Regions from separate parts of the Homo sapiens genome. Here region 1 is linked to region 2. Evidence: chromatin loops called from intact Hi-C (ENCODE). Cell type or tissue: mammary epithelial cell. All regions are shown on one strand. Links, peaks and the distances in the headings refer to the core of each region. The heading gives the core; the rest is flanking DNA.

Region 1 (2,918 bases), core at 298-2,797, 190 kb after region 2:
GTTGGCCCCTACAACCTCCTCTTCACACACCCTCCACTCAGAGCACACTGGCCCACAGCCCAGGGCCATCCTGAGGGAACTGTCCTAAGGGTCACTGTGCCCTCCTCTGGGACAAACATACATGTTTTGAAAGTGGTTTTTTTTTTTTTTTTTTTTTTTGAGATGGAGTCTCGCTCTGTTGCCAGGCTGGAGTGCAGTGGTGCAATCTCGGCCCACTGCAACATCCGCCTCCCGGGTTCAAGTGATTCTCCTGCCTCAGCCTCCTGAGTAGCTGGGACTACAGGTGCATGCCACCACACCCAGCTAATTTTTGTATTTTTAGTAGAGACGGTTTCACCATGTTGGCCAGGATGGTCTCGATCTCTTGACCTCGTGATCTGCCCTCCTCGACCTCCCAAAGTGCTGGGATTACAGGCGTGAGCCACCGCGCCCAGCCTGAAAAGGATTTTAAATTGTTTTTATGAGGGAAACATGTTATCTTGTTCATGTAATACTCTATAGCAGAACCCAGTAGGGAATAATAGATTCTGCATATATAGGAATACTCTTCTAACTCTGGAAAGAAAAGCATAATATTATATAGATTAAAAAGAAAAGTATTTATAGCAATAAATAATTGAAATGAAAGTATTACAGGAATAAAATATTTTAAATAAAAATTAGGTGGGAAAATTGACATTGTACTTGATGAGTTGTGAGGCCTATGGCTTGTAATTTTTCTGAGAAAGTTAGAGAAGCATGAAATGAGTATATTCACAGTGTTTGCTGTTGTTGTTGTTGCTATATATTTACCATTGTGTTTCCTCTTCAGAATGTGGCTTTTCATACATAAATACATTTGCACAGAGTAAATTTTGGATGAATTTGAACCAGGGGGTAGAAGATATATCTTATATTCCAGCAAAGACTGTAGTGTGTGTGTGTGTGTGTGTGTGTGTGTGTGTGTGTGTCTGTTTGTAAGACCTTCTGCTAAAGGATGCTTGCAGACAAAGTCCTTATCAGCCATGACACAGAAATATGGATCAATAAGTGTGTATTGAATGGATGAACAAGAAAAGAGAAAAGCAGCAATTTAGACTGTGTGCCTAACACTGTGCAAGGTGCTTAGCACATGTCTTTTCATTTAATCCTCACAACCACCCTGCAAGGTGATTTTCATCATGTCTAATTTACAGAAGGAGAAACTGTGGCTTGCCCAAGGTCACAAAACTAACAAAGGATTCAAATCCAGGAACGTCAGATCATGATGCCTTTGCCGTCTGCATTGAGCGCCGCAGCCCTAATTGGTTAGCTTGCGCCACCTAGTGGCAGAACTAAAACAGGAACCAGGTCAGCCTGCAACAAATATTAAAGCAGCAGGCTGCACCCTTCAACGGGGCTTGTGAAACCTGGAGAAGCACAGGCACGCCTGTGACCCACACTCACTCCAACCCCACAACTGATAAAAGACAACGCAAGGCCCAGAATCAGATAACCTGGGAAAGTGTGTTGTAAATGAAGCATCATTTCCTCTTGAAATACATTTTTTGTCTTCCTGTACTGGGAACATAAAAGTCCCTCACCATCCCCTTGACCTCTCAGCATTTCCAGGGCTTCCCTCGACCTCAGTCTGCTGTCCCCCTCCCGGACCCAGCACCTTTTTAGCACTGAGGATCTAACCTTGTGCTCATGAGGCCTGGCTTGGTGGCGACACGTCACCCAGCACACACAGGGGCTGTCCCAGGAACGAAGTGGCATGCACATGTGGCACTCCAGGCTTCCAGCTCATCTGTGAACAGCTGCGGTCATTTGGTGGCGAAAACTCTACAGCCCACCTACCAGCCTCCTAGCCGCAGTCCCACCTGCTCCATTTTCACTACAGTCGTTTTTGAAGAGGGGCGGTGTTTCTCCTGCAGTTTACTGACAATGTTTACAGAGAAGCTATCGTTCAAGCTACTGTTCACTGCCTCCCTCCCCCGCTCAAAACACATGAAAAGTTATTCTGCCCTAGAAAATATAGGTGCCTTAGCCAGCAGGCAAATAAACATCCTCGTGGTCTATGCCCTGCTTTTGTGGTCTAATTCATTTTCTCCCTCATTCTCTCTCTCATTCTCTCTCTTATTCTCTCTCTCATGCTCTTTCTCTCTCATTCCTTCTCTCCCTTCCTCGTTCTCTGTATCTGTATCTCTGTCTTTCATAAGCCGAAACACACATACACACCGTGATATAAGAACATATAAAATCACGTGTAAGGATATTGGAATACAATTTAAGGTGAGTGCAAAAAAGGGCAGAGAATGGGCAGTGCAGAAAAGCTGGAGTTGTCGGGGGAGAAGACTGCTGGGCCCCGGATGATGAGCCCTTCTCTGAACAGCATCCAGTTTGGACACAGTAGAGAACACTGACAATCCCAGGTCATTGTGCCTTCAGTTCCTTAGAGGAAAAAAAGACAGCTTGAAGACAAAATCACTGTGAGAGTCACAGAAATGACAATGAGGCATCTGTTTTTACTTGAAATAGGTATGCATTTTTAAATGCCTCGCTTACCTCAGGTGGGTGGTGAATTCTAACGTACTTTCATGCCAGTTACTTCTGCACACCAGTGGGAGGCATCCCTGAGTGCTCTCTGACAGCTGAACGGATCTTCTCAGAGATGCCCTTATTCCAGCACTATTTCTGCAATGTATAGAAAGCACTATCCTTGGAATCAGTTTCCTGCACTTGGGAATGAGGCGATGGAGACTGAGGAGCCCCAGACGGGAGCCAAACAGAACCTTGGCTGGGGTGGGCTCCTCGTCAATGTGTGTGTGGATGGGGCATGGCCAGGCAGGGCAGAACTTCCTGACCAGCTAGGAGTCTGTGGAAAGCAGACTGGTTAATAACATGGACCATTCCAGCTCCTATCATTATGCATGGCACATAGCAAGAACTTAACAAAT
Region 2 (2,918 bases), core at 90-2,589:
AATGAGTTGGTGTGTGTCAAGTGCTGGGAAGAGTGTCTGGCACATTGTAAGCAGTGTATGCGTGTTAGCTTAGTGGTGCCTCTAGAAGGGAGCACCATACTTAACTATCTGCCTGGTATTTCTGACTCCACCACTGTGATGGTTTTGTATTGTGTCAACTTAGCTACTAGAACTACATTTCCCAGAATTCCTTCCCCTGTATGGTCTAGATTAGGAGTGCCATGTGAGGAATCTGCGTGAGATTTGGAAGGTGAATGTGGAGCATCAGCCATCACTGTCTGGAGGTCGGTGTCGGACACAAGGGGCTGCTGCAGTCTTCACTCATCACGGACCTACACAGGGCAGCAGCTGGGCCTGCACCTCCTCTCCTCCTTCTGGACCTCCTCCTGTAGCTGCTCTGGCCAGGAGTGTGTGTCACTCCATGATGGAGGATCCCAGCTTGCGGGTCACCGATGTGGTTGAGATTGAGATGGTAGAAGACAGATATGACTTGCAGTTGGTCCCTGTGGATTTCAGTTGGTCCTTATGGATTCCTCTTTGTCTTCACAGATTTTCGTTTTCCTTGCTTTTTTGCACTTCATGCCCAGCTTTCCATCCAAACAGCCTGGCCTGCTGACCCATAGCAACTTCAGGATTGGCCCACCAAATGCAGAGGGAACAGCCTTGCACAGACATCTCCACCAGCTCCCATCATGACTCCAGGTCCAATCTCTATTGCAAATCTGTGTTTTTCTACATCATTCATCGTGGTCATGCTTCCTTGATTGAACCTTGCCTGATACATCCCCCACCACATTGCTCTGTGAGTTGGATATAAGACAGTGGTACCACTGAAAGCTCAAGGTTCTTTTTAACACATTTTGCATTTACTATAACTCTAAGCATTTTGGCTCCCAACTGCCACCCTTTGCCTTCTCTCTATTTCCCCAGAACTTCTCTGTGGGAGGACTTTGAGCAATAAGGAAAGAGTATTGACTGCTGAAATTCCACAGAAAAAATATCCAATTTCTTTCTTCAGCACAGTGATGGGTGGGGTTAACCACAGATTTGTCATCAGATTTTAAAATCAAAGCAGTAAGATTTTCCTAAAAATAAATGAAAAAGAAAAAGAATTCTATTTACCTCAATATTGCTATTTTCACAATTTCCTAGAACAAGTTGTACGGAGTAATACAAATGCTAAGAAGGTGGGTCCAAATGAAATACAGAATTCATAATAAGAGGATGTTGTTACTCAGAAGAAGGACAACCCAGTGTGCTTTGAGATGGTATTGCAGCAATGAAAACAAGCTCAATGTCCATGTCAGATAAACAATTGTCGTCACAGCTCTGGAAGTTTGGGAAGTGACTCATCTTCAGGAATGGGCAGTGAGTGAAGACAACTGTTTACCTCAGCCCTTTGGTGGTTGACACAAACATTCTTTTCTTCCCCTGTGACTTGGCCACTGGGAGATGCTGTTGCAGCCACGTGCATCGGCACCCCAGCTTCCACCACATAGATGCTCACCTCTCCTGCCCCGTGATGCCTTACACTCTCTGCCCTCAGGTTCTTACTGTCCTTAGGGGTGGAAAATCTCTAAAATCAGTGGATTTCCTGGTAAATGGGGGAGAAAATAATTCAGGAAGCCTCTCCTTGCAAGGAGGGACCATTGTTAGGAACTTTTGGTCTGAGATGCTATGGCTGAGTCCAGGGGGGCAACAAAGAACAGACCAGTTCCAAACTCGATCAGCTAGCAAAAAAAAAAAAAAAGAAAAAAAAGAAAGGGACTAAAGGGGGTGTAGAGACTCTGGTGGAGGCAGGGCAGAGCCAAAATCAGGGAGAGGATCCTCCCCTGTCAGTGGGAGGTAGTGATTGCTGGAGTCAGGGCCACAGCAAGGTCAGGGATGGAGGAATGGAGAATTCATGCAGGAGAAGCTTGGCTGGAGCTGCAGTGAATCAGAGGGTGCATCACCAGCAGGGCTCTGGCTAGCTGCACTGTTGTCTTTTTCTGCTTTATCTGAGTTGTTTCATTACCAGGACCCAGAATTTCTACTGCTATAGCCATAGAGGGCTGACTGCTCAGGAAGCAGGGTGGCAGTGGAGGCATGTCATCCAGAGAAGTGCACATCCTTGCACCAGGACACATGAACAACAATGTTCACAGTGGCATTGCTCATAATAGCTCCAAATGAGAAACTAACCAAACGACATCAACGTCAGAATGGATCAAGAAATGGTGGTATATTTATAAGTAAACTGCAGCTGTTTATACAGTGGAATACTATATTCATTTCCTAGGGCTGCCATAACAAATTAGTACAAACTGTGTGGCTTAAAATAACAGGAATTTATCATTTCACAATTGAGGAGGCTAGAAGTGTAAAATCAAGGTATCAGGAGGGTTGGTTCCTTCTGGAGGTTCTCGGGGAGAATCTGCTCCATGCCTGTCTCCCAGCTTCTGGTCTTTGCCTGCAATCCTTGGCATTCCCTGGCTTGTAGCTGTCATCACTCCCATCTCTGCCCCCATCTTCACATGGTACTCTCCCTGTTTCTCTCAATGTCTTCACATGAACATCTTATAAAGACAACAGTCATCAGATTAAGGGCCCCCCAATCCGGTATGAATCATTTTAACTGATTACATCTGCAAAGGTCCTGTTTCCAAATGAGGTCACTTTCTGAGGTTCTATGTGGATGTGAACTTTTTGGGGGACACAATTCAATGAGTGCAAATACTATACAGCCATGAAAATGAATGAACTACGGCTGCATGCAACATGGCTGAAACACAGACAAAATATTCAGGAAAAAAAGTTACACACAAAAGAGTATGCACTGTGGTGTTACACTGTAAAACTCAAAGTTAGGAAAAGTTAAACCATAGTGCTTAGGAATGCATAGTTTGGTGATATATAGGATATATGTATCATATTATAAT

What was found. Peaks named below come from ENCODE experiments on the same cell type or tissue, not always from the same donor. Only the 100,000 strongest peaks of a DNase experiment are listed, where the experiment ranks them.
Region 1: it touches region 2 in a loop (6-fold over the local background); 28 of 110 quality-filtered maps call a loop at or near these places.

Annotation. Positions count from the first base shown.
Region 1 is chr3:16,246,186-16,249,103 of GRCh38, forward strand. It overlaps a transcript of GALNT15 not described here. Among named protein-coding and RNA genes, the nearest start is that of DPH3, 17 kb to the right of the region's middle. RefSeq lists an enhancer at 1,157-1,451. In mammary epithelial cell, for the core only: CTCF peaks have their summits at 1,300 (motif pointing left) and 2,605; a DNase peak (open chromatin) is centred at 1,296.
Region 2 is chr3:16,059,155-16,062,072 of GRCh38, forward strand. No RefSeq gene overlaps it. Among named protein-coding and RNA genes, the nearest start is that of GALNT15, 110 kb to the right of the region's middle. RefSeq lists an enhancer at 497-1,696. In mammary epithelial cell, for the core only: a CTCF peak has its summit at 1,439; a DNase peak (open chromatin) is centred at 1,347; H3K27ac peaks cover 1,888 bases.